Regions from separate parts of the Homo sapiens genome. Here all the other regions are linked to region 1. A link is a loop called in an ENCODE intact Hi-C map of the cell type or tissue named here. Cell type or tissue: endothelial cell of umbilical vein. All regions are shown on one strand. Region 1 holds the start of MET (MET proto-oncogene, receptor tyrosine kinase). Region 2 overlaps TES (testin LIM domain protein). Region 3 has its middle 38 kb from the start of TES. Region 4 overlaps COMETT (cytosolic oncogenic antisense to MET transcript). Region 5 overlaps MET (MET proto-oncogene, receptor tyrosine kinase). Region 6 overlaps MET (MET proto-oncogene, receptor tyrosine kinase). Region 7 overlaps COMETT (cytosolic oncogenic antisense to MET transcript).

Region 1 (4,000 bases):
TATGAGCTTTCGTATTGACTGGCTATGATTAATCTGGTACATTTTTTATCATGAAGATAAACTCCATCAACTAATTTTGAAAGCATGTAGTATACATCTAATGTAAACCCCTACTGCCATGTATCAAGAACAAAGCAATTTTGAAAAAGCAGTAGTCGGCAGACTGTCTTCTATATGCCACAAATTCCATCATGTTAAAAGCAAAATATATTTAAGTTAATAACTATAGCTTATACACCATTAAGTTTGAAAACGGAATAGAATTTTTAAAACAGCAGTACATTTTATAGGCTATCAGACACATTTTTGTACTACCAAAATTTCTTATGAATGATGTAAATTTTCCCTCTGTTATTCAGCAGTTCAAAAAGAATGAACATTGAATACACCACAGACTTGCAAATGATAGGAACCAAAGTACCTCACTTATGTTCCATTATGGAAGTTTACACGTTCAAAACAAAGCTCAATTAGCTTAGATCAAGGAAGGAAAGCTATGTACCTGTAAATAATCCAAGCACCACTTACACTGTTTACATAAAAATGCAATTTATGTCCCTGTAGCACAGAGAAACATGATGTACATCATTTTCAGATCATCTTCATGCAGAAAAAATTCATTAGTCAGCTATAATAGTTTAGCTGTAAGGGAATATAATGTTTTTCTGAATCCATTTGCATGGCAATGTGCATGTGTCTGGCTGATGAAAGCGACAGAATAAACCCCCACCCAAAGCTACAGAATGTGAACAGTCTTCTTAAAATTCAAGAGAGGGTCCAGATAGTCTATATTGCCTCCAACGTCAGTTCTTACAATCCTCTCACATTCATGGACCATCTTAACATAGCAATTAAAGTATCTTGATTATTTTGCCTAAGAGAGTTGACAATATTTCATTCTGCCCGAGGGCTCCTTTGAACATAAAACTGTGATAAGGTAAAATACACTGGGCAACTATTCATGCGTGAGCCATTGGAGCCCTCTCCAACTGCCAAATTAGCAAATGGCTCTTTTAAAACATGAAAGATATGAATGGGAAACCGTACTTCGGAGTAAATTCTGCATTGACAATAGTCAGGGAAAGTACTTTCACTGGTGCTTTAATTATCGGGTCAGCACTACGACTGGCCACATCGCTCAGCCTCTGGTTATAATCTATTTCACCTAATAAGATAGATGTCCACCACAAGCCCCAGAAAGAGATAAGGTACGATGGAAAATTGATGGATCACAAGCCCCGCGTGATTGCCAGAAATGAATTCAGACTTTCACAGAAACACCTGCCCCTTGGAAGGACCCCAACATAACACAGATAAAGCAAGGCTGGGAACAAGGAAACAGCTCGGCTCAAACCTTGCCAGCTGCATCACGGTGGGACGAGGATGACCGGATCCCTTTTGTAAGGGCTGAGTCAGATCCCAGCTTTAAAACTTGCTGGGCCGTAACAGTCACACATCACCCACTGTCCCAGCGCCCCTCTCCCTCCTAAGTCATACAGGTGGCCATCAGAAGCAACCCCCTAAAAAGACAAGCCCCATTCTAGTTTCGTCCTCGCCGTGGCCACGTCTCTTCAGTTTCCGAAGCCCCTAAACTCTAGCCCACCTACGTGGTTTTGCCCCCTGGAACAGCAGTCAGGTCTCTTAGGGGAACAAAGAAAGCAGAACCCCTGAGGCGAGGGATTGGGTACTGGATCTGAAAGGGGCTGCAATTTTACCTTTCGGTGCCCAGGAACCAGTGGAGAAGTCAGCGGCGCAAGGACCACACGCGCGCTCCGCGCCTCCCCGCCTCCTCTCAGCAAGTCAGCTGTCGCCCCGCATCTGGCTCGCGCCCTCCACTCGGCTCCGCATCTGCTCACAAAGCGCTCGGGGCGCCGCGGGCGGCGAGGGCCTCCGGGTCACCTGCGGCCGGGCTGAGCCCAGCGCCCCGCCCGCCCGCCGGCCGCACTCCCTCCGCCCCTTCCCACACGCGCGCTGCCCTGCCAGTGACTCAGCCGGGCATCGGCGCGCGCGGCCCGCGGCGGCCCGGGCGCGTTGGGGCCGGAGGCACCGCCAGGCGACCAGACTGAGGCGCTCGCCTGCCCGCCCCAGCACGTGTCTGTCTGCCTCGCGTGCTGTCCGTCCCCTAGTCCGCGGGTTCCGAGGACCGCTGAGGTGGGGACTGGCACCACCCAGAGGGAAATCGGCCCCCGCCCTTCCTGCCGTCCGCGCCGCGCCTGGCCCCGCGGGGGTCGCGTTTCCTCCCGCCTCTGCCCCGCCCACGACAAGGTGAAACTTTCTAGGTGGAGAAGTTTTCTCGCCCTGGCTGCGCGCTCTCCTCCCCCAGCTCAGGCAGTCTGAAGTTAGCACAGCCGGAGATAAGCGGGACCGAGTCTCCCCCTCCTGGCGCTTGGGAGGCGAGTGTCACCCCGGGCTCAGATGCAGGGCGCGCACCCTCCTGGCACCCCGCTCGCTGACCCCGGGAAGGGCGCGAGCTTTGCTCTCGGCCTCTCCCACGTCTCCGCTAACCGCCCCGCGCCCACCCGGGTTTAGAGAGATTTGGGCACCGCAGAAACAAGGAGTTCATTGTTAGAGGCGGAGGTAGAAGTGGATGGACGAATTGTCCCAATGATTTCATTATGCAACGATTATCCTCTACTATAATAACTCAAATTTCTGCAAGGAAGAACAACAGAGGAGTTTAACCCTGAGGAGACTTCCATTTCTTTTTTTCTTTTTTTTTTTTTCCATAGCCGGAAGCAGGCTGATTAAATAACTGGGCAAATAGCGATGAATAAGCACAACAGAACAAAAGTTTAATTCTTGAATGTTGAAATCTTATGATGATTTTTAAAAAAGAGCTTTTGGGGCCTCGGTGAACTCTATTAGGAGTAATTGTGTTGGGATAACTTTGTATTTCGCTATAAAAATTGGCACCTACAAGAGTAAATGAACACTCAAAGGTAATAGGATCTAAGGAACGGGCATTGCCGGTTAGAACTTGAGTTCGTTCCGGCTCTCATACCAACTTGTTCAATCATGGCAATAGATAATGAGACATAGATATCTTCGTTATTGAAAGTCATGGGTTAAAATAACAGTTACTATGCAGGTTCAGTTCTTATTTACTACAGAATGAAACATAGAAAAATGTAGTAAGAATAGTTATCATTTCCCAAGTGCCAGGCACTTGGAAATGATAATGTAACCAGAGGTTACATAAGAGTGATTTCAGTCCTCAAAAGAGATTACCTCTTGATTCCCCAGTTTTATGGAAAAGGAAAGTTCCCATTACGTTACTAAAGTCTTGCATTGAACCATTTTGCAGGTAAAGAAACTGAGTCCCTAAAAGTTCCCAGGAGAGTCACATAGCTGGTTAGTAAGAGGGGCAAAGTTAGAACTTAGCTTTCAGCCCAGTCAGGTGTCCTTCACACCATACCAAGAGGCCTCAGCAGGCTAAATAAACAACGCGGCCTGACTGGAGATTTCCTGATACGGCATGGCATAATTTATCAATGACTATAGCTCATTAAAAAACACTAATTTACTGGTAATAAGGCACTGGGCCTATTTATGGACAGATCAATTACAGATTTTGGGTTCAGTAACAGCTTTCAATAAAAGATGAATAAATTAATGAATTTAAAAAGTTTTACACACACACACACACACACACACACACACACACAGAGCCATAGTTGTCTAAAGGAATGATTAGAGTGCTGTTTCTATTTCCTGGTTTCCATAGCAATATGTTAACTGGATTTTTAGATCACATTATGTAGTTGCCTTAACAGGTTTTCTGAGTTTGAGTGCCATGATAAAAATATAAAAGAAAAAATTTACAATTAAAGTTGTAGAAAGACCCAGAAAAGCCAATGCAAACTGGAAAATAAAATAGATGATAAATACAAACAACCCGTTGTGTATTTTCAGCACTGAAACTTTCTAGTTTCTAATAACTAACAAAATTTCAATCCAGTTTTGAAACTGTATTGAAAATCATCATTTCATTTATCAACTG
Region 2 (4,000 bases), 450 kb after region 1:
TGTGAGGTAGACAGTTGAAACCCATTTTCAGATGAGGATACTAAGGTTTACAGGGCTAAGTAGCTTTCCCAAATTCACACAGCTAATAAACGCCAGGGCCAAAAACTGAACCCAGGGTTCTAAAGCTGATACCCAACTTTAATGCAGTTCTGGTTCTCAAAATGTTTACTTATTGGTACTAAGGTCTAACTAACTAAACAAAACTGATCAGAGAACATTAATAACACTGACCAGGTACTTGCTATATGTCAGGCACTGTTCTAAACATTTACATGTACTACTTTATTTAATTTCACAATAATCCAATAAAGAAGTACTATCCATGTTTTGCAGATTAGATCTCTGAAACCAAGGAGCAACTGTTGCCAAATTACTGAGTAAATATCAAAGGTGGGATCCAAATCTATGTCTGGAAAAGTCAAAGTCTGCGCTGCTTCCTTTAAATTCCCTAACTGTTAGAGAAAAGTGGGCAACAGTGGTCCACAGGATGATCCTACCCTCTGGCTTAATTTTATCTGGTCCATGAGAAAGTAACAATGAATAACATCACTACTGGTTTACCTGGGACATCTTAAAAGAGCTGTGGAGTTAGGCCACTGAAATCTGTCTTGCCTCTTTTTACCTTTAAATTCTGCCAATTATCTTGGGATAACCTTCTATTCCATTACCAAAGATAGAGTCTAACACATATTATTGGAATGTTCACAGAATATATTTTCCATTTGTTGCAGTATATAAAAGGTAATATTTTGTAATTCCCCTTCAAAACCTTAGGCAACTTGCCATTTCCCAAAGAAATGAGTTTTACATGTCTTCGTTTAACACGGAAGTCACATGACCCGGCTGGAATGAATTTGGAGAGGCCTATGTTTCAAAGCTAACAGAAGAGTGACCAGATTAAAAAAAGGAAACCCTAAATATCAAGTAAGGGATACTGCAAAGTTAACTTTCCTCTACAGTTTTTCAGAATGACCAAAAACTACTCTGCTTTGAAACGTGTAGTCTGATACCATACAGAATATCATCTCAGAATACTCTTGATACATGAAAGATCTTCAGAAAAGTATCCTCAAGCCCCTACATTCAACTGTCCCTCTATAGCACACGTGGTAGACTGAAGTAATGGTCCCAATCCTTCATTCCCACGTAATAGTATTCAACATCATATCCCTGCCCTAGCCTCATAGTTGCTAGACTGGACTTCTCTCCTTGACTTCAGAACTGGACATGTGACTGCTTTGGCATAAGAAGAGGCTTAAAAGGTGCTCCTGCAGTTGGGCATGACCTTTACTGTTGGCTTCACTGATCTAAGAAGGATGAAAACCTGGCAACATTGTGGTCCCAGTCCACAGCTCAGAGTCCAGACCAGCCTAAATGAGCTAGACTCTACTGTGAAATTTCCTCCTCTCTCTCAATAGATGACACAATGTATTAAATAATCATCACAGTTAAGGGAGATCAGAAACTCTTCAGCTGTGGGCTAGGGTCTTATACTAGCTCAGTGACATACCTCTTTAATTCAAACCTGTACTGTGGAAAAATTACAAATTACTGCAGCTCATCTACTTTAGCTTTATTTTAGAAGAGACAAAACTGAAAATGTCAAGGGTGGTTTTACTGACTTTTCACAGCCAGGTACCTTTGGTTCATGCTATTTCCTCTTTATGGAATGCTTTCTTTGCCTAATGAAAGCTTCTTTATTCTATAGGAGGTGTTTCCTTGATAAAATAATCGCAACCCACACAATTAAAGTTAGTTACTTCTGCTTCTAAGACTTCATAACAGTTGTTTGTATTTCTATTATTGCTGTGCTACTCAAAGTGGCAGTTCACAAAGTGTAAGTCACTAGTCTGTGATGAGATAGGCAGAGAAACTGACAGTAGGCAATTAGGAACTACTATATACTTAAAGTAATTTTGTGTCTCTTGCATTTAATAATTTTTTTAATTGGCCCTGTATTTGTCTTTTAAGTAATAAATTTTTATTGTGTTTTTAAAAATATCAACCAATGATTAATTTTTGTTTATAAAAAGGTTCCTCATCCCAGATAAGAAATTGTATTATAGCACTTATGTCATTCTATCCAGCACTGTAGTTAACTTACACATCTGTTTTGCTCACTCATCTTCCTTCCTTTTTTAAAAAAAAATCTATCAAAGGTGACATCGGTATTTTGCTCAAGAGGTGATACTGATAGATATGGAGTTTAGAGTCTGTAGTTTTAAATCTAAACTGCACTTTTAATATTCTCTACGAAAAACAAAGGGTAATTTTTTTAACCCCCAGTTATTTTTATTGTAGGCCAGTATCTCATAAAGGAAAAATCAGATCCTTGATCCTTACTTTGTGACTCATTCTGTTAAGACTGTCACGTTGTGGTCATATAAAAACAAAAATCCACCTAACATCTACATGGTCATTTTTCAATGAAACATGATATCACTTTATCATCAAACAAAGCAAGGGAAAAGTTCATTGTGGCTAGAGATGCATTAATGGACTCCTTATCAAGGCATTTCTGCTGGGCTGAATGCCATCTTTTCTGCTGGGCTCGCTGCTCAGATAAGCTATGCAATGAACACCCTGAAACTCCTGTTTACAGCTTTTCACAGTGGCCAGAATGTCACAATGATAAACACAAGCTGAATCACTCATGGTTTGAGGATAATTCAGCATTTCAGATTAAGTATATTTACAGAGTAGTAACTTTGCTGTCATTCAGCAGATGAGATCTCAGCAATCCCCACTAGGCTGGCTTCTAATAACGCTCTCCCACTTTAAGCCATGCTCAAATCTGAGCCGACTCCCCACCATTCTAACAGACTAAGGAACAGAGAAATTGGCAATTCTAAACTATGCTTTTTTACTTTTTTGAATTTGACCAAAATAAATACAGTGATACTTAGAAAATTATAGTCATGCATATCCTTATCGCTCTAATTCCCCATTATCTAACTAGAATGTTAGGTAGACAGGGCACTTAGAACTGAAAATTGACAAAACCATGCTAAATGGCAGCTCTTTTGTAGGAGAGTCAAAGATTGTAGTTGGGCAGTTGAAAAGCATAACCTCTAAATTTAATCCTCTAATAGTGCTTGAGGCAAATTTTAAACATGGATATTTACTCAAAGAACAGTAGTGAAGTTATCAATTACCAAATTATTTTTCTTTAAAATCCTGAAAATCTGCAGTTTTGCAATGTTTTTGATTAGTCTTTTGTTTCCTTATCTTCCTCTCCTAGAAAAAGTTGATTTCATAATTAATAATATAATTTCTCTGGATACCACCACCTTGTAAAAAGTAAAATAATTTCCTGTATATTAATGATTTAATAAACAATTCTTTTAAAATCATAATTTTGGTTACCATGGCAGTAGTTACCAAACAAAAATTAGCTATGACTGCAAACAGGAAATCCAAGAATGACTCTTTTGTAAGGCATTTGTAGGCAGGGAGAAGACTTATAGTTTGTGTATATTATAGGTGTAAGTCTATTTGTATAGCTTTATGCATTCATAATCTTTTTCACATTCTAATACATAAAAGCTGCTTTCTCATTTTCCCATCTTTTACATTTGCTATTACTTAAGACAAATGAAATAAGAATCCCTAATTACAAAGTTTGCAAAACCAAGAATCAAGCCCAGGGATCACCATCAAAATTGCTCACTGTCTGTGTTAGAAACATAGCGTACTGCTAACCTATCAAGAGTTCACTGACGGGTATAATTCCAGTTGTGCTTACTTTCAATATTTACATTGCTCTATCAACACTTGCAATAGCATAATTCTATGATACAAGCTTAAGTTCAGTGTCATTCTTGTTCACAACTATAACCCCAGAGTCTAGAACAGTGCATGGTACGTAAAAAAGCACTCATATAGTTTTTTTTTAATCTTTTAAAATTATTTTAACAGCCTTATTTTGAGAGAGATAACTTTTAAAGAAAATAAATGTTCCATTATTTTTCATTTTCCCATAATTAAATACCAAGGTAAG
Region 3 (4,000 bases), 500 kb after region 1:
GAAAACCAAACACCACATGTTATCACTTAGAAGTGGGAGCTCAACTATGAGAACACATGGACACGGGGAGGGAACAACATACACAGGGACCTCTTGGGGGAGGGTTGGGGAAAGGAGAGTATCAGCATAAATAGCTAATGCACGTGGGGTTTAATACCTAGGTGATGGGTTGATGGGTGCAGCAAACCACCATGTTTGGTGCACAAGTTGACCTATGTAACAAACATGCACATCCTGCACATGTATCCTGGAACTTGAAATTAAATTAAAAATTTTAAAAACAATGACCCAGCACAAAATGGTTCCAAAGAAGATTCCCCCAAACATAGTGAATATAAAGTAAATCACCTTCCATGATTCTGTAACTGGTGGGTGACAACACATGAATAGTATGTGGGGAGAGGGATATGTGGATAAGCTGGGGAAGCCACAGGGGCACATTGTCCCAAAATGTACATTTTGTAAGCATAAAATGTATAAAATAAAAATGGGAGGAAGAAGATTCTCTAAACTGATGAGTTTATGGACCTTCTTGAGAATAGTGATTTTAAAGCCCTCTTAGTTCCCCATGTAACCCTAATGTCCATGTAGGTGAGCTGGGGCATAGAGGTTGTGCCATGTGTGTGGAACAGATGGACAGATACCTTTGTCTCTTTGGCCTTCAGGGTCTCCAGGCCCAGAACAGCCAGATACTCTAGGCTGGTCACTTCCAGATCTAAGGGTATCATTCATTTACCTCAAAGTATCAAAACAAATAGCATGTTCGATGTATGCCGTATGAAAAAACCTGGGAAGCACTTTAACATACTTGCCCTGTTCTGTTCATTTCAGTCAGCATCTCTTGACACTCAACTGTTAATTCTCTTCCTTTCACTTGTATTGCTCTTTTCTCTCTTTGTTCTGGGAGCAAAGGAGGGAGGGTCAAAGGCCCCTGTGGAGCAGGCAGGTTAAGTAAATATTTGTTTGTGGATTTAAAAATTCTGACCTTAGGGATGGAGTGGATATCCTTGCTTTACTTATACAATTTTAGATAAACAGTAATTTTGATGCTGTGTTATGGTGATTTTCTAGCTTAAGTTTCCAATCAAGTAGTAACTTTTTGGAAAGAAGGAGTGTTTGCTCAGATGATAGGAGGGTGTTGAGAGGGAAGATGGAGATTGAAGCCGGGTGTTTTTGATGTTGCAGATGTTTATTTTTTCGTGTAGAGTTCTACCCGCTGGAGCCAACTTCATGAAAATAGAAAGTTTCCAGCATAGTACTGACACGTAATTGACACGAATCTTTTGGATTGAATTGAAGAATAAAATAATAAAATTTGTTGTTTTTTAAATTCAAAAGATAATTTCTTCTATACCCAGTAAGACTTTAAACTCAATGCAGCACTAATCTCACTGCTTCTGCAGCCCCTTCCTGAAAGGGAAGAATTGAGGATTTTCCTCTGTGTGTAGTATAATCTATCAAATTTAGCATGAAGACACTGAAGACAAAGGCTTTGAGAATTTAACAGTATGGAAGAGTTTTGCTGCCACCCAATGGACAAGCGTAATATTTTTTCATTATTCAGTAATAAACAATTTCCTCTTACCTCACTGAACATTCATATACAACTGTAGTAATTATTTCAACAAACATACTTGAATTGCAAATTACTTTTTAACTTTTAATATTACTGGTGTATGTGGTTGTGTATATGTGTGTTGAGGCAGTAGGAATGCAGTGTGTATGAGAAAATAGTTTGGCTAATTTTAATTGAAGCATACTGAATTGTTTTCTATAATTTTGTCTAAATAAAATTTAATAAAGGTTTCGGGGCACAACAGATGACTTATAATTACTGAGCTTTTTAGCTCAAAGAACTCTGAGAAATTCTAATAAACCTATGAGTGAAATGAAGAATTAGAAATAAGTGGGGAGACTGGGGAAATAAACAGGTTGAAATTAAGAAAACCGGGAAAGACACTCTGTTTGTGTGCATGTGTGCGTGCCTCTGCGTGCATGCATTTGTGCACACATGAGAGAGGCATATTTGACCACTGAGCTAAAAATATTAATAGTTGCTTTTGTCTGCTTTTACATTGTATTTCTTTAGAGTACAGGCAGGGGTTTATTTTTGCCTCTTTTACTCACTGATGAAGAATGCCTGGTGTATTGTAAATGTTGATAAATATTTATTGGATGGAAAGCATGTGTCTACATGAACTCTAGAAAACAGAAGAAACAAAATGACTCATAATCCCACTTATAATACAAACAACATTAGTATTTTGAAGACACATAACTATGTAGCTTGCAGTTTACAAGCTCTGTTCTGTTCCTTCAGTAACCTGTGAGGGTTGGAGGAAGGTTTGGTTGTAAAATGTCTCATCCACATATTTTTTCTGGGATATTTTCCAGATTCCAGGATCTCCCTCCATTACCAGTTTCTCTGTGGGTCATGCTCTGGCATTTCTATTCATCCATTCACCTATTCTGAGGTGTGGTTGCCCCAATATTATTACATACTTTTTTCCATTGGATCCATGAGACCTCTTGTCTACTTTCATCCTTCATCCTCCACAAAGGCATCACACCTGATTTTCTAAAAATATGTGACCTCTTTATTTTAGGATGAGAGAAATTTTAGAAAGGAATTACAAGGTTAAAAGGGACCATATTAAAGTCCTAGTTAACCTGGAGTTTTCCTCAAATCTCACAAGTTAAGGAACCAAAATAACGTAGGGCTTCCTAAGAACGGGACGTCATGGATGACTCCCATTCCACCTTCCAAAGATGCGCAGCCAGTCCTCACCTTTAAACCCCTGTGTGCCCTCCAGCTCCAAACATTCCATTCCTGAACATTCTCCATTCAATACTCTACTATCTTCCCTTGCAAAACCTCTACTGCTTTTCACAGGAAGGATCATCACTCCTTGGATCCACCTGAGTCTGAGATTCTGGGATTCGAACTGGTGGACGTTGATGCTCTTCTTCAGCCCTCTAAGAAACAGTGAACGTAGATCCTCCTTGCAGGGCTTTCTTTTTAATCCTTTCACTATGAGAACATGGGTCTGCCATTCTCTTTATTAGCTGACTTATGATCTAAGGTACCTTTCCCAAGAGCAAATGCCTAGGATTGGCGATGGGAGGTGAAAATATGTGCATTACCATTCAGATGTGCAAGAAAAAAAAGTAACAAAGTAACCAGTTTATTTTCTTTATTTTGAAATCATTTTGCTTACAAACCCCCGTCTTTACCAGTGGGGATTGTGGAATAGATATAAAATTGTCAGTTAAGTAGCTCATGCTCTTCTGTTTTAAAATGGTCTCTTTTGTTAAGCTCATTCTTTCACATATTCTCTTCTCCTGCCTCTTACAAAACCCACGGCAAGGCTGAGGGGGAACAATTTGCTTTGTGCTTTGTCTCTATCTGCGACTCCCACAGAACTTGGCTTGGATGTTTTGGCATCAAATCTCACTCTGATAATATAAAGGCATATCAGTCTTTTGATGACACATAACTGTGTAACATGCAGTTCACTGGGGCCATGGTTGAGGACTCCATACTGCTGCCACTTTTAATGTGTCTTTAGGTGGTACAATTTGTGGTCTGTTCTCTTGGCCTTGACATGGTGAGGAGATTGCTCTGGGGAACTTGGTCACCTCTGTTATCTGATCAAGTCACCTCCACCATCTGGTTCACTATTTCTGGCTTAGTAGAACTTGCCCAAAGATATAGCTGTGACTCTCATTCAATCCCTGACATGGGAAGTTGATCCCAAAGCTTTGTGCTGTATGTAAATTAACTTTCTCCTTATCCAGACTCCCCAGGTAAGCTCATGCTATCTGCCTTCTCCCATACATGGGCAATTCTGTATCATTTCTTGTTCCTCAGGAGACAGGCAGAAGATGTAGGACTACCCTGCTCCATGTGACGGGACTTGTTTATCTGCTCTTGCTGTTCTACTGTTCCCCAAGGTGTGAAGTGGAGCACCCATTCAATTGTTCTCAGGTTTGTTCTCAA
Region 4 (4,000 bases), 56 kb after region 1:
GCTCAATATATGTGAGTCACTATGTGAAGAACTTGAAGAATAGGCTCTCATCTGGGTCTCAAGACTACTTCTGAGGTTCTTTCTGTTTTACATGTAAGGAAGTAGAACCTAAAAGAAGAAGTCGTATGATAGATATCCTATAGCCAGTAAGTGTCAGAGCCAGGATACAAGGCCAGGTTTCTCTGAATCCAGGCCCAGGCTTACCTAATACATATGGCTATACTTTTGTGTATGTTGTTCCCTTAATCAACTAACTTGTAATTCCTGGTGACCAGGAGTCACATCTTGTACTGCTTGATGCAAATCACTAAGCTCTCAAATCACTAAGTACTAGACTGTCTGCATTTAAGTATTCAATCAGAATCTGTTGAACAAGTGAATGCTGAAGTCCACTTAATGGTCTCTGAGGGGCTTGGAGAAGTCGAAACTCCCATATTTACCAAATAAATATGTTCTTGTACTTAAGAAAATACAGCTGCTTAACTCAGTTGGTTCGAGCGTGATATGAATGAGGCCAAGGTCATAGGTGTAATTCCCTTGTGGGCTGTTTCACTTGGGACACTTTTTATGCTCTCAATCTTAAATAGAGTTTCTGGCAAATGCAAATACATACAATTTTCCCCAAGGGAACCAGGGAAGAAAAGAAGAAAGAAAGAATCGGTGCCAATTCATCACTACTGCTGGAAAAACAACTTGAATAATATTACCTACTCCTGGTAGGTCACTGGTGTGCTTTATGTTTACATATGAAGAATTGTTCATAATTATGATGTGCTGTGCTTGAATTTGTTATACTAAAATACAAATTAGGACACGCACATTAAATAGAAGAGCATATATTAATTTAAACAAAACATTAAAATTATTTCTTGAAGACTTTATAGCAGAAGAAAATATCCTTGATTCTCTTAAAAATGAATTTGATTTATTCATAAGAATACCTTTACTAAATTAGGTGATATATTCCTGAAGAGTTCTCTAGTCATTGCGTTATAAGACATTTGCTTTTGGAAGAGAGAAAAGGAAGAAAGAAACTTAGCATATAATGTATTGTGCTGGAAAGGTTATGATGGTTCAGGACAGATGTTCCCTTAATATACAGCTTACTTTCTGTGTGATCCAGGATGATTTATTTAGTCTTTCTGTGCCTCAGTATTTTACCTGTTAGAATATCCTGTGGACCCTACAGGGTTGTTCTGAGGGTCTAGTGAAATGATCTGAGTGAAGCACTTCACACACAGGTGGTCTTTTAAAAAAAAGTTCCCTCCCCTCTTTATGTCTCAAAACACTTCCGAGTTTATTTCTCTGAATTGTAAGTGGTGTGAATAATTAGGAAAATTGTTGTGAAAAAAGTGGTATCATTTAAAAAATACCTGTGTTATGTTAACATCAAATATATCTTTTAAATGGTTGACATTTGTTCCCAAGAAATTTTTATTTTGGTTGGTTCTCCATATGGGCAATTTTTGTTTTAGAAATAAGAAAGTATAACTTCCTGTAATGATTTTGCCTTTCCTTTTGGCAAAGGTGAATTTTAGTTTTTTTCTGATGTAATGTAAATGACATTGTAATGCAAACAGTAGGCTCTTTGAAGAACAATAACTTCTCAAAATGGGCTTTGGAATGCAGAGGTTTTCATGGCACTAGCTGCTGGAACAATCATCTTTGTGAGTCATTCTACAGAGTAGAGTGTAGTTCATCTCCTTATCTGTAAAGAATAGGCTTCAAGATCAGGCATTATGTGTCTGCTTGGGTCAACTACCCTCTGTGTAACACCAATATTGTTCTCTTCAGCAAACAGGCAAATTGGCATCTTTGGAAAATTAGATTAATTGCAAACTCCAAAGGAAAACGGATTGACTAATGCAAGACTCAGTGCTTGCCAAATAAGGTATTTGGAAACGTTCATAGAAAAGAAGGACTCAGCCCACATCAACCTCTGGGCACCCAACTCTTTTTCTTTCCAATGATTCCATTCTTCAGCACAGAGCTTACATTGTGCTGAGCCTCTGTCCTCTGAGTGGTATCTATTAATCTCTGTTACTCATATTCTCATTTTTCTGACTAATGTTGCTCTAAGAAAATTTAGCAGAGGAAAAAATAAAAATATAGCCTGTGAGGGGAGTGATAAGGACAAATATATGAAATAGATGGAAGAATCAGAAAAAAATTCAGAGTGGAAGCATTAAGATGAAGAATTTAGGCAGTACAATTTGTCATGAGTTGTATTAACCAATAAAGAAAATGAGAAGTTTGTGGATTAATATTTTAAACTCATATCCTGAATTAGAAGCCAGCAAATCAATGCCAGGAATGAGCACATGTACTCTCAATTAGCAGGAGGGGGAAAAAAAGTGAGTTAGTTAATCTGCTTTAGAACCTACCTTGGTTCAATTTTGCATTCTGATCAAACAATTTCAAACTAGTTGTCATTTACTCTTAAATTGCTGGTACAAGAGGTTTGCTGTAAATAGAAGTACTAATTGCACAGACTTGAGCCAAGCACACATACTGTATGCTGGGTATATTTGTCTTTTGCTGTATAGCTCTGCCAACGAACCTGCTCCTGCTGTTTCTACCCTTTCCATTCTTGGGCACAGCATACTCATTTACTAAGCTCTCTGGTGTGCATGTAGGTGTGAAGGTATGTGTGTGTGTGCATGTGGTATGTGTGTGTAGATTCTTATAAATAAATAATAGCATGAGCATTCAAAACAATTACCTTTCATTTGTTCTTGGGACTTCAAATCCCATTTCTCCAAATGGGGAAGCCTACTGTGCTAGCCTAATGAGCCACGGATGTCCTGTTGTCATTTTCACTCTTTCAAGATGGCTTTTGTCTCTCTTCAGTTTCACTACTTTCCATAAAAAGTACAAAGGGATTGGCTATTATATTGCTCTCTATTCCCACCTCTCTCAAGCTACTGCTTGTCACTGAGCAATAACTGAGAGAACTCTTTATGCGAACTAGATGGAATTACTGATAATCGGGGGTTGGGGGTCAGGTCTCAGGTTGGGGCAAGACTCAAAGCTGTGCTGAAACTGAAAAGGGCATAACCACCTAAATCTAACTGCATACATCCTTCCAGGAAATTCTTGGAATGTGAATTTTATAAGTTATGAAAGGAATTGTAAAGAAATGATTTACACATGCCGTATACCAATTGGCAGGAGATGATGTAGTGTTCTTTTCTTATTTCTTAAAAAATCCAGCTTACTAAAAATATTTTCATAATGTAGATTCACTGCAGATCGTCAAGGATGAGCAAGTACATGGATGAATTGACACTGAACCCTGTTTTGACAATTTCCAGGGGGAGGCATCCTCATGCCCGTTCCCTCCATCAGGGGAGAGGTTAAACTTCCAAAGCCAGTGCATTAGTGACTGTTTACCTCAAAAGTATTTTGTTTTATTATGACATGCAGTATTCATCACCTAGACAACCAGCTCCTTGGGAAGGGCGTGCCAATCAAAGAAAGTCAAGATAAAGCTCAGAAGTCAACATTGAAAGTACAGGATTCAAATCAAATTAAAGAAACACTACTGAGATTGCTAACCATTTGACTTGTCTATTGTGTAGGTCTCAGACACCAGGAAACATGACTTTGCAGATATTTCCTCCTTAAATGAACCATCTGTGTATTTACTGGGTCCAGAATTAGCGTCTTTCCAAGTTGTTAATAAACTGAAATCTTTGACGCTACCTTCATCATGTAAATGTATTGTTTTCTGTAGTCAACTCTAAGGTCACAGAGGAGACTCCTAACAAATGAATTCTGTCTGGACACAAAGGAAAAATCGGAATTGGCAGATACTCTCTCGGTTACTCCCTGGTTGCAGTTAATGAGCAGCCTGTTCGCCTGCAGCCTTTAGACAGGGAACAAGGGGCACAGCTTTTCCCACTTTATTGGTTACTGACTGGGAAAGAAGGATTCCACTAGCACTGCTTGGCTATCAAAGCTGGGCAATGTGATCCTCTAAGCCACATGTTTAGGTAAG
Region 5 (4,000 bases), 110 kb before region 1:
AAAGAGTATTCAGATTTTAGCCAAACTCCATTTGGGCATTTTCTAGAAAGAAAACCCAATCTACAAGCAGGCAAGTTTTTGGTCGCAGGTTTCAACATACACATAGCTCATTGCATGCTTTTGGAAATGTTCCATGTCAACATTCAAGATTGCGCTGTCCTGGAAGTAAAACACTGTGCAAATTTATCCATGCAATCAGTAACCATTTCCCAAAGCAGCATTATGTACAGATTATTCAGGTTCAGCCTTTATGTAGCACAAAATAGTGTCTTTCGATGAGAGTGAGAAAGAAATAGCACCATCCTATCTGCAGAAATCTATGTACATTTCCAGTCAAGTATCTGAGTGACTGTGGCTATGGTGGAAGCCTTGGCCTCTGTGCTGTCTGTGTGTGTTTGTTGGGGAGGTGGGGGTATTGTTGCATGTATGTGGCTGTCAAGAAGCTTAGAATCCCAACACTTGCCCTAAACATCCAAAATTTCATCAGGCTCTTTTTTTATAAATCAGCTTTGTTGAGGTATAATTTATAGATCATAAAACTCACCAATTTTAAGTGATTGGTGATGTTTAGTAAATTAAAGTGATTAAATGATGTTTAGTAAATTTATATAGACGTGCAGCTATCATATCATCACAGTCCAGTTTTAGATCATCTCAACATTCCAGAAAATTCCCTCATGTCCATTTGTGGTTTATCTTCACTCCTTCTCTTGGCCCCAGGCAACCACTGATTTGTTTTCTGACTCTGTAGTTCTGCCTCTTTCTAGAAATTTCATATAAATGGAACCATTCAACATGTAATTTTTTTATCTGCCTTTTTTTCACTTAACATAATGTTTCTGAGGTTTATCATGCTGTAGTAGGCATCAGTAATTCCTTTATGTTGATGAATGGTTTAGTCCATTGTATGGACACACCACATTTTTTTTTTATCCATTCACCCGTTGATGGACATTAAGATTGCTTCTGGTTTTTGGCTATTATGAAGAAAACTACTGTGATCATTCATGTACAAATCTTCATGTGGGCATATGTTTCATTTCATGTGCTCATTAGCTAGCTATTCTTACGTCTCTTTGGTAAAATGTCTATTCAAATCTTCTGCTTACTTAAAAAAATTGAGTAATATTGCCTTTGCTATGGTTTGAATGTGTCCCCCAAAGTTCATGTGTTGGACACTTAATCCCCTCCCAATGCAACAGTGTTCAGAGGAGGGATCTTTAAGAGGTAATTAGGTCATGAGGCTCTACTCTCATGGGTGAATTAATGTCATTATCTTGGGAGTCAGTTCATTATTGTGGAAGGGGGTTTGTTAGAGAATCTGTTCACCTCTTGCTCTCTCTTGCACTCTCTCACACCCATGTGATGCCTTCCACCATGTTATGACACAGCAAGAAGACCTTCAGCACATGTGGCCCCTTGATCTTGGACTTCCTGGCCTCCAGAACTGTGGGCCAAATACATTTCTGTTCATTATAAATCCCCCAATTTGTGGTATTGTGTTATAGCAGCACAAAACGACTAAGACAGTCTTATTATTGAGTTGTAAGGGTTGGCTCTGGCTTCTTAATGGCAGACTAACCCTCAAGTCTGAATGAACAGTATGTTCTTGGAGGATGGGTTAATTCTCCCTATCTTTTGCCTTCACCTGCCACTGTCACTAACATGTCCCCAGTCTCCCTCTCTAGCACCCACTTCTTTCACCTCTTTCAGAATCTTTCAGGATCAAAATCCCAGGCATTAAGCTCTACATGGCACTATCACTTTCTCTTACCAATCTCATGCATGCTGAAGTCCTGGTCCTCCACCATGACCTATGACCTACTTACTCATTGAAAACAAACTCCCAGTCACCTCGTCTTATTCTCTAATAGTTCCCCTACCTCCTCACAGGAACTGAAACTCAGCTTTCAGTTGAAGTCACAATTTCTTTGCAACTCTTGCCAATAGGGGTCACACCTCTCCCTCTTGCTGATTCACAGAGAGGTGGATGAGATGACTTCTTGCTTCCCATGCCACACTCAGATCTCTGACCCATCATCTCTCAAAAGCTACCAACCCTTTCTCTTCAAGTGCATGTCCCCCATGAACATTATTTTCTGACTACTTTGTTTGCACATTTTCCTTTTTTAGTTGTCATCCTTAAGGACTGAAACATCAAATGTTTCTCTATCTTCAGACATCACAGTCCTCTGACTTACAACATGTGAATAGAATAAGTGTACTCTCCATTCCATTCAACACCTGTGCTCCTAAGCACACTCTAGACCTCCAAATCACTCAAGTTACTCAGCTTCCAAGACCCTTCTGGTGTACTGAGTAGCAGTGGACTCTGTTGAGCATCCAATTTCTCCTTGAAACTTTCTCTTACTCTGACTTTCATGGTGGTCTTTGCTTCTGGGTCCCTTACCTCACTGCTTTTCTCTTTCACTTTATATATGTAGTTGAATAATTGCTTTTGGACTACTGAATAATTGCTTTTGGACTCTCAAAAGCATATTCCCAGCCTTGACCCCTGCTATGGACTGAATTGTGTTCCCCGGAAATTCATATGTTGAAGCTCTAAGCCCCACTGTGACAATGTTTAATGATGGGGCCATTTAGAGGTAATTCAGTTTAGACAAGGTCATGAGGGTGGGCATTCATGCTGGGATTAGTGCCCTTCTAAGAAGAGATACTGGAGAACTGACTCTTATTCTTTTAGCCATGTGAGGACACAGCAAGAAGGTGGCCATCTATAGGCCAGGAAGAGAGCCCTCAATAGAGCCCAACCATGCTGACATCCTGATCTTGGACTTCTAGCCTTCAGAATGGTTAGAAATACATTTTTGTTGTTTAAGCCAACCAGTCTGTGGTCTATTGTATGACAGCCCAGGCTGAATAATACATTTTTTACAAGTTGCAGATTCACATTTTCAATTGCCTGATGGACTTCTCTGCCTGGACATTCTACTCCCAAGGCAAACTCAGTGTGTTTAAGGCTCAACTTGCTATTTTTGTTCTGAGTCCAGCTTTTGCTTCTGTGCTTCATATATGTGTTATTGCATGAGCATATATCTTTGCTAATCTTTGACTTTTTATCAATTCCTTGGTAAATACTTCTGATTCTACCTCTGAGATGCTCCTCCTTTCATCTCTTCCTTTCCATTCTCATTGTGTCTTATTTCAAGTTCCACTTCTCACTTCATCTTCCTGCTTCTACTCCTTTCAAGTTGTCTTGGAGAATGATTGATATGGTTTGGATTTGTGTCCCCATTCAAATCTCATGTTGAATTATAATCCCCAGTGTGGGAGCTGAGGCCTGGTGGGAGGTGACTGCATCATGGAGGTAGATTTCTCCCTTTGGTGCTGTTCTCGTGATAGAATTCTACGGAGATCTGGTTGTTTAAAAGTGTGTGGCACCTCTCCCCTTGGTGAAAGCTTGTCACCACCTTGGTCCTGCTCCTGCCATATAAGATGCTCCCCCTCCCCCCACTTGGTCCTGCTCCTGCCATGCAAGATGCCTGCTCCTGCTTTGCCTTCTGCCATGGGTAAAAAGCTCCCTGAGACCTCCCCTTAGTGCTGGGGCTTTGCCAGGTGGGGCTGTGAGAAGAGGGCCACCATCCTCTAGACCCCAGAAAGGTAGATCCACTGACAGTTTGCACCGTGTGCCTGGAAAAGCTGCAGGCACTCAATGCCAGCCGATGAAAGCAGCCATGGGGCTGAGCCCTGTAGAGCCACAGGAGCAGAGCTGCCCAAGGCCTTGGGAGCCCATCCCTTGCATCAGCGTGCCCTGGATATGAGACATGGAGTCAAAAAAATTATTTTGGAGCTTTAAGATTTAATAACTGCCTTGCTGGGTTTTGGACTTGCATAGGGCCTCGGACTTGTGTAGGGCCTGGAGCCCCTTTGCTTTGGCCAATTTCTCCCGTTTGGAATGGGAGCATTCACCCAATGCCTGTACCCCCGTTGTATCTTGTAAGCAACTAACTTGTTTTTTTATTTTACAGGCTCATAGGCA
Region 6 (4,000 bases), 100 kb before region 1:
TTAGACATTTCTCTCTTTATCAATAGCAAAAAGCCATGCTTATGGTTTATTTTTGAATATACTATGTCCTTAAGAATGGAAGCAGTGGTAGCAGCAAAGGTAGTTGAGCAATTGCCTCGTCTCACAAAAATCCAGCTCAAATATAAGAAAATGAAAAAGATGCCTTTTGAGACACTACTATTTGTTAATGGAATTAATTACTATTGTGCAAAACCTATGGATTCCTGGCCAAGGGAAAAATACACATATGATTAGAAATAAATAATGGCTATATTCCCAAAACTGAAAGCTTTTCACATTAGTGGTAAATTCTCCACTGTGCAGTGATGGCACTGGATTTAGTGTTACTGTTGTTTAGAGAAGGCAGGTTAGATCTCGGTTAGTGGACCATCCTTGTTGTTTAGTTAAGGACACTATGAAAGGGGTAAGCATTCTTTATAAGTTGATCTTTATAACCAAAGCTCTGTAAGAACCTCAGGCAAAGTTCCCTTTTGCAAGGAGAATTTTTTTTTTTATTTCAGGGGAAGAAATGGTGCTGATAGTCAATTTCTTAATGCCAAATAGGGCATTTCCACTTTCCCTTTCTCTTTCCACTGGGAATTCACACATATCAAGGAGGGGGCATCATAGCCACAGCAACTGACATGAAGATAAACTAGGCATAGTATTGAAATGTATTAGTATGTAACACAGGGAGAAGGTTATGTGGGGGTTCCTCATTAGCACCAAAATGTATCATTTGTTTGCAAATAAGCAGGAGAATCAGAATCTGAGAGAAGGGCATAAAAAGAATGCTGTTAGTACCTTGACTATTCCTAATCCCACTTGAGCATTTTTAGTATTTTCTACAGTGGACAGTTTGATTAATAATAAATGAACTTGGCCAAAAGTGGTTCCAGAAAAGCGTTGGGCATCAATTACAGTTATAGTAGACACTAGCCAGAAAAAAGACAAGAGCAACCTTTAAAGAAGGATGTGGAACATCAGTGAAGTACCTGAAATGTTGGGTGAGTGAGGAAGGAAGGAGCCTAGCTGGGTACTTGCTCCCTTAATTCCAAGGAGTCAGGGTCTCTAAACCTTCCCCAGGGGATTGGGAATGCCAATCAGCCTCTCTAAACTCAGGTCTTTCATTCTCACTTCCTAAAGCCTTTGCATCTGGAGATCAGGGCTCTAAATGCTTAAGGGTGCACAGATTGAGGGAAATCCTTGGTGAGACATGGATAAAAGCCCTTTGGCATGAAAACGTGACTCTTCAGCTAAATTCCAACATGTGCAGAAACCAATTGAAACCATCAGTGTGCCACCCTGATGTCACACCACATAGCACTCTAGGTCTCCGTGAAAAAGTCTGATGAGAATGCTGTCCCCACCAGATGTAGAGAGGAAAGCTCTGCAGTTGCCTCTTCATTAGGTTTTGGCTGTGCACCTATTTTCTCATTCTCTCTAAATGACCCTCTTTTACCTGTTTTCTTTTCATGTCTCCAAGGAGCAGGCTCAATGGAGAAAAGAGTGTGAAACTCAACCTTCTTAGCAATGATGACAGAGCTTTGGTGAGTAAGGAGGTTCAAAGAAGATTAGGTAAGTTTTTTTTTCAAAGAAAATTTGTAAATTTTAATGATCTCAGATTAGAACTATGAAATGTGCATATAAAATACTAAATAGATGCACTAAATGTGCACATAAAATACTAAATAGATCTAAATTTCAAAACAATAAACTAGGTTTGATTTTTCCACACGGTTAAACGAATGGATTTTTAAAGGTGAATGGAATCAGGGCAAAGACAATGTTTACTATGTGTATCTCCATAGAAATAACATAAACTTCAAAACATAAGAGGTAGTAAGTGTTGAAAATGTTAAAATGTTAAGTGCTTCATTGCTCTTGAACTTGTTTGGATGAGCAACTTCTAACTTTTCCAGTATCCTCAATGATCTGTGACTCATTTTATTTGTCCAATGGTAAATATTCAACCAAGGAAATGCTTGTACTTGACTCACATCCTGTAACTTCTAAAGATAATGGAGCTGATACAATACAGACCTTTTGCTTTTACCAGGAGATTTAAATAAAACAACATGAAAACTCTGATTAACCTGAACATTACTAGGCATAGTGTTTTACAAAGCTGATGATATTGACCCCTCCTTTTTTTCATGGCATAATTGAAGGTTTTCCTTGGCTAAGTCTCAAAATACATTCAAGTCCTAGAATATGGTGGGAAAAAGGCTGTGTACTAACAGTTCATTGAAAACACTTCGAAGAATTACTAACAGTATAATTTCAATGTTTGGGCTTCAACAGGTAAAAAATGTAGCAGTTCCAACTTACATTTAAATAAGTATATTTTGTAACTTAACTCTTCCTGGATTGTAAAAGAGAGCTTCGCAATTTCTTACTATTGCACTTAGATGATAAACAAATTACTTTTGCTCAAATTAACCTTTTTGTGAAATGAGAGCTTATGGACTCTAAAATCATAATGTAATATATACATGGGTTCTTTTAAAATTAAGAGCCATGTAATTTTGTGTCAAATACTTACTTGGCAGAGGTAAATACTTCCTTTAGGTTTTTATAAAAATATAAATGCAAAACCAAAAATAAACAACAATGTCACAACCCACTGAGGTATATGTATAGGTATTTCTCAGAACAATAAACTGAAATATACCTTCTGGAAAAGTAGCTCGGTAGTCTACAGATTCATTTGAAACCATTTCTGTAGTTGGGCTTACACTTCGGGCACTTACAAGCCTATCCAAATGAGGAGTGTGTACTCTTGCATCGTAGCGAACTAATTCACTGCCCAGATCTTAAAACAGAGAGAAAGAAAGAGCTTGTTAAAGACGGCTATCATGGGCCCCAGGAGACTTTGACCCAGTGCCCAGAACTCATGGGTTTTATGGACTACATATAAGACAGCACACAAGAATCGACGACAATCTTAAACTGTAATGACTGTGTTCTTAAGGTAACTTCTAAAAATGAACAGTAACAAAAATGCACCTTTAATTTGCTTTCTCTTTTTCAGCCACAGGAAAAACCCAAGTAGTAATAACAGTGCTGTTGATATTGAGACAACACCAGCAATCAATCCTGTGAAATTCTGATCTGGTTGAACTATTACTTTTCCAAGGACGGTTGAAGAAATTGCTTGCTTCCACTAAAAATGACAAATAAAGAAAAGTCAGCATTTAGCCATGATAGATATTTGTACTACACAGGTTGTAGCACTTTGGGTCCCAAATACCAACTGGTTATTACCATTCTACAAATGGCATAACTGCCTTCAGGATAATAAGAGATTCCTCAATTATGCTCCAGTGTTCAAATAATTAGGGGACACTGATCCCTTAAGTACTTATGTGGTACTTAGCTGTTTGTATTTGTAACTAGGTATTAGGGATAAAAAGATGTACAAAAAACAGGAACTGAAGTATAGAAGGGGAGACAGACATATAAATAAATGATTCCAGTACAGTGTGGTATGTACCATAGAAGTATGACTAAACAGTAATCAACAGAGACAATGGGACATTAATTCTGTCCTGGACGGTGGGGTGGAGGGCAGAGAAGACTTCCCATAAGAGGTAAATAATTGTACTGTTATGATGGAACAATAAAGTCTCAGAATATTTTTACTTCAGTTTTGATACACAGCAGAAATCTTTGAAGTCCCTTCTGGCTCTAACATTTTATGATTTTTAGGATTTATGGTCCTTCTGAAATTCCAACTCTGATCTCATGATTCAGCCTTTGATTTTCTAATTTTTGTGTGTTTTTCCATTTTATAACTTCAGAAGACTTCAGGAACCCTTTAAAAATCACTTACTCTTGGATAAATGTGGGATATATACAATGGAATATTATTCATCCACAAAAAGGAATGAAGTACCGACACAGGCTACAACGTGGATGAATCTTATGTTCATCCACGTGGATAAACATTATGTTAAGTAAAATAGGCCACACATAAAAAGACAAATATTGTATGATT
Region 7 (4,000 bases), 81 kb after region 1:
GGCTCTGAGGCACCTCTGCAGCACCCTGTAACACCATGGGATTTAAAACCTCCGGAAAAATAATCCTTTCAGCTCACGCCGGGACTGTATTCTTTTAACTGGTATTTCCCTTTTCCTAGATTTGGGAATACAGACATAAAACAGCAGGGTTTCCCTCAGTTTTATGAGATTGTTTTTCAATAGAATGCCAGAGGGATCAGTTTGAGAACATTGGAAATCTGATTCCTCTAAATACAAGAAAAAATGGTCATAGGAAACAGTGAGTTTCCTCACTTTGTCAATGCTCTTGAAGCAATTGTGAGTTTTCTCTTGTTGAGATGCAAGGCCAGCCCTGGGTGAAGCCAGAAGTTTATGCGTTATAAGGGCACCCCAGACCTTTCCATTAGCATATTACCTTTCTTTCTTGGTTAGACTAGGAACCTGATGCTCCGAGGGAGTAAGATTTGGTGGAATGTTGTAAAGTATTCGGGGGTAGGAGGTAAGAAAAGGAAACTTTATATGATCCACAGATTTTTGGATAGGTTCCTAAAAAAAGGGTGTTGGGGGATTAAAAAGTGGCTGCCTGAGAGGACACTTTGTCTACTTGCTTTTTTGAACTGCAAGGCCTGTTCCGTGAAGTGCCTGAAAATGGCTATAGGAGGATCACAGAGGCTGTCAGGCAGCCGGAACGTAAGTCCAGGCAGCTTGTGTGAAAATCTTGAGGTAACCCTGATGTTTCCAGGGGCCCCCAGTGTTCCTAAGCTGGAGAATAGGAGCATGAATGCCATGACTGCTGCAAAACTTATCAAGCAAAATCGACAATTGTCACTGCTTGTGGAATTCCCTTTCTGTTAAAAATGAACGTGATTTCATGGGCACATATTTTGGTGTAATATTTTCATGGGAATTCTTCTTGTGCTCTGAATTCTGATTTCTTTTAATCTTACCCTTCCCATTTTCCCCAGAATGACAATGGATTCATTTTCCCTTCAAGGTCTTCTAAATCTATCACCTCTTTCCTTGACTTTGTCGCCTGATTTCCCTTCTATAAAGTTCTCTTCTTCAGAGGGAGGGGCAGAGTCACGGCTGGCTAGATTGCGGTCCTTATCTCTGCCCACACTCCTTCCTGTTCCCTTCTCTTGCCAAGCTTCCCTCTTCACTCTGCCCTTAGCTCCAGACCTGGCTTTGGGCTATGAGCCTGTTCTGCCGTGTGTCCCTCAAGCCAGTCCCGTCTCCTGATCAGCAGTGCCCCAGATTCGCTCTTTCCTCCGACTAAACCCATCCCCTTATCTCCCTCCTCTTCAACCTGCTACGTTGCTTGACAATACAGGGGTTAAATCTTTATTTCTTGCCTTTCATTTGCATCCTTTCCTTAAATTATCTAAGGCAAAGACTTTTTAATATTTGTACTGGAGCTGTGTCACAGTAGCGATGTTAAGCACACATCAGAAGATGAAGTATAATGCCACTTTAAGTCTCTTTAAGAGACTTAAGAGGTTAAGGAGAATTGAACATTTTGGCTTCTTCTCAAATGCAGAGAACAATTAAAAGTGTCCCCAAATAATTAACAGAAATTAATTTAGACTTATGAAAAATAAATATTATTCTCTTCTTAGAAGAAAATCAGAAGAGATCAGAAGCAGGGACTTAACTGATTATATAGCTTCAGTTCCTGAGGACGACCAAGTCAATCAAAATTATCATGCCATGCCATTTTGCAATGGATTTAATTATTTCTAATCAAATAATGGATTTATTTGCAATGGATTTGATTATTTTTAATCAAGCAGAAAATCTCCGAGTTCATCAGGTTTAGCTTTTCAAATCTGATGATCTGACACCTAGTGTTAATTTTGAGTACTGCTAAATATTTCACATAAAGTATACAGTACATTGAGTCTCCGTTTTTTATTCCTTTTCGTTTCTTCATATAACTTGAGAGATGTAGTCAGGTTACCATATAGTCTCAGGATAGATGTAGCTTACTTACTGGTGTTCAGAATGCGCAATGCGACCTGAAGTCAGGAAGCTGGGTCCTATCGTTGTGGGCCAACTGTTCCTATGACCTTGGGCAAGTTACTTTCCTCTTTTAGTCTGTGTGCCCTCAGTGGTAAGATGAGAATGACGGAACATATGGAATATATGATTTATCTCTAGGTCTTTTCCAATTCTGGAACCCTGTGTGTTATCTTTTTAAAGCAATAGTTATGTATGCCAGCTCTATTTTGAAGCTTGGAATATGTTCACCCAATAAACCAGAAAATGAAACAGTTGTTACTTGGAGGTGTATGGCTATTCTTTCACTATGTGAAATTCCTTCAAAACATGTTATAACAAAGAATTGAGACAAGATTTTGATGATTTTTAGTAACGCCATCTAATGGAGCTTTGGTTATCATAAAAATATTCTAGCTCTGTGCCGTCCACTCCTTAACCACTAGCCACATGTGGCTACTGAGCACTTGAAATGTAGCTAGTGAGACTGAAGAACTAAATTTTAATTTTGTCTAATGAAAGATTCATTTAAATGTAAGTAGCCACATGTGTCTAGAGGCTGCAGTCTTAGATAATATAGATTTATAGTGTATGGAAACATGAAAATTTCTTGATGAATTTGGGGGTGGTATTCACCAATATACTTAATTTACTTTCTTTACTGATTGGCTGTATATTAATCTTGTTATTTCACATTGACCATTTCCATTTTTGCCTGAATTCACCATACAAGTGCTTTGGGATTGATTCCATAATTGTGTTTTCTCTCAGGGTTTCAGCTATGTAGGTCTGGTTTAATTGAATTTAAATAAAGATGCTTTTTCTAGTTCACAAACAAAGATTGAAACATGCAAAACATTGAGAACATGCTGTCATGCTTAGTAAGATAAATTTCAAAGCCTAACCCCTGCAGTTATTTTTCTAAGCTAATTCTCTGTATTTGAGAGTTCAGGTTTAAACAAAAGCTAGGAGTGTCATGAGATATAAAAATATGTTATTTCCTATTTGTTATGGTGTCTAAAAAAGATAAAATACTTAGACAATTTCCTTAAATTTTATTTAACTTAACAAGTTAGCTTTCTTGTTAATGGGTACCAAAACATAGTTAGATAGGAAGAATAAGTTCTAGTGTTTAATAGCAGAGTAGGGTGACTATAGTTAACAATAATTTATTGTATATTTCAAAATAGCTAGAAGATTTGGAATATTCCCAACACAGAGAAATAATAAGTGTTTGAGTGATAGATATCCCAATTGCCCTGATTTTATCATTACACATTGTATGCATTTATCAAAGTTTCACATGTACCCCAGAAATATGTATGGTCATTATGTATCAATAAAAAATTTAGCTTTCTTAAAATACAGACTTTCTTTTTTTTTTCTTTGTTAAAAGGATAATGGTCTCATTCAAGGATTTTAATAGAAACCTCATCCCAGTTGACTAATTCCAAATTATTTATCATTCGCTATGTTTTCTTGTGTGCTCTTGCAGCTAAAATAAACTCCACTCATTTAACTCTTTCATTAGCATATACTCTGTCGTGATTTCTTCTGTTGCCTTCATTGAAGAGACTAATTCCTTCTGATAAACAACTTCTCTAACACACACACACACACACACCCCTCTAAGACTTAAGGCTTAAGGCGACTGGGAGCAATTTATTACATTGTTGTTGAAAGCATCTTTCTTAGTACGATGCATATGCATGGAAGGGAGGTCTGGCCTAAAATAAGTAAAATGACATGTGATTTATAAAGGTTGGGTGTAATATCTATAATTAATTTTATCTTTTTTACACCTAAGCCCACTCTGCCCCCAAACTTCTGCCTTATTATCAAATTACTGTGCAAAAAAAGAATATCACTCCCATATGTACGTCAAATATTCAGAACTAGTTACTTTGTACATTTTAAAATGTAAAATCCATATGGTTTTCTACCATCCAATTAAGGGATAACCCTTATGTATCCAGAAGAAAAACAGGTAGAAATGTCACCTAAGTAAGTGTTTAATAGTATTATA

Evidence for each region. Hi-C counts contacts between places; a loop is a spot of excess contacts. Peaks named below come from ENCODE experiments on the same cell type or tissue, not always from the same donor. Only the 100,000 strongest peaks of a DNase experiment are listed, where the experiment ranks them.
Region 2: it touches region 1 in a loop (1.9-fold over the local background); 3 of 110 quality-filtered maps call a loop at or near these places.
Region 3: a loop joins it to region 1, with 3 times the contacts of the local background. A loop is called at or near these places in 9 of 110 quality-filtered maps.
Region 4: it touches region 1 in a loop (5-fold over the local background); 6 of 110 quality-filtered maps call a loop at or near these places.
Region 5: a loop joins it to region 1, with 6 times the contacts of the local background. A loop is called at or near these places in 36 of 110 quality-filtered maps.
Region 6: it touches region 1 in a loop (4-fold over the local background); 33 of 110 quality-filtered maps call a loop at or near these places.
Region 7: it touches region 1 in a loop (8-fold over the local background); 43 of 110 quality-filtered maps call a loop at or near these places.

The regions. Positions count from the first base shown.
Region 1 is chr7:116,670,293-116,674,292 of GRCh38, reverse strand. MET (MET proto-oncogene, receptor tyrosine kinase) reads right to left here and starts at 2,097. Exons shown (of 21, transcript NM_000245.4): 1 at 1,716-2,097. All of the region lies in intron 1 of COMETT (cytosolic oncogenic antisense to MET transcript), which reads left to right. RefSeq lists silencers at 1,930-2,119, 2,180-2,309, 2,440-2,489. In endothelial cell of umbilical vein, CTCF peaks have their summits at 2,125 and 2,405; DNase peaks (open chromatin) are centred at 642, 902, 2,032 and 2,312; H3K4me3 peaks cover 2,672 bases; H3K27ac peaks cover 2,511 bases.
Region 2 is chr7:116,216,847-116,220,846 of GRCh38, reverse strand. The region is part of intron 1 of TES (testin LIM domain protein); the gene reads right to left. Among named protein-coding and RNA genes, the nearest start is that of TES, 8.3 kb to the right of the region's middle. In endothelial cell of umbilical vein, no CTCF peak of the experiment used is centred here; DNase peaks (open chromatin) are centred at 2,496 and 3,546; H3K27ac peaks cover 2,843 bases.
Region 3 is chr7:116,170,753-116,174,752 of GRCh38, reverse strand. No RefSeq gene overlaps it. Among named protein-coding and RNA genes, the nearest start is that of TES, 38 kb to the left of the region's middle. In endothelial cell of umbilical vein, a CTCF peak has its summit at 1,536 (motif pointing left); a DNase peak (open chromatin) is centred at 1,522.
Region 4 is chr7:116,614,594-116,618,593 of GRCh38, reverse strand. All of the region lies in intron 2 of COMETT (cytosolic oncogenic antisense to MET transcript), which reads left to right. Among named protein-coding and RNA genes, the nearest start is that of MET, 56 kb to the left of the region's middle. In endothelial cell of umbilical vein, no CTCF peak of the experiment used is centred here; DNase peaks (open chromatin) are centred at 1,743 and 3,603; H3K27ac peaks cover 2,235 bases.
Region 5 is chr7:116,784,881-116,788,880 of GRCh38, reverse strand. All of the region lies in intron 19 of MET (MET proto-oncogene, receptor tyrosine kinase), which reads right to left. Among named protein-coding and RNA genes, the nearest start is that of CAPZA2, 76 kb to the left of the region's middle. In endothelial cell of umbilical vein, a CTCF peak has its summit at 1,936 (motif pointing right); a DNase peak (open chromatin) is centred at 1,940.
Region 6 is chr7:116,770,664-116,774,663 of GRCh38, reverse strand. It overlaps MET (MET proto-oncogene, receptor tyrosine kinase), which reads right to left. Exons shown (of 21, transcript NM_000245.4): 13 at 3,010-3,166; 14 at 2,675-2,815. Among named protein-coding and RNA genes, the nearest start is that of COMETT, 85 kb to the right of the region's middle. RefSeq lists a cis regulatory region at 1,961-1,974 and enhancers at 1,896-2,040, 1,195-2,394. In endothelial cell of umbilical vein, no CTCF peak of the experiment used is centred here; DNase peaks (open chromatin) are centred at 2,013 and 3,503; H3K27ac peaks cover 1,877 bases.
Region 7 is chr7:116,589,776-116,593,775 of GRCh38, reverse strand. All of the region lies in intron 2 of COMETT (cytosolic oncogenic antisense to MET transcript), which reads left to right. Among named protein-coding and RNA genes, the nearest start is that of CAV1, 67 kb to the right of the region's middle. In endothelial cell of umbilical vein, a CTCF peak has its summit at 1,845; DNase peaks (open chromatin) are centred at 185, 1,125, 1,835 and 2,065; H3K27ac peaks cover 1,746 bases.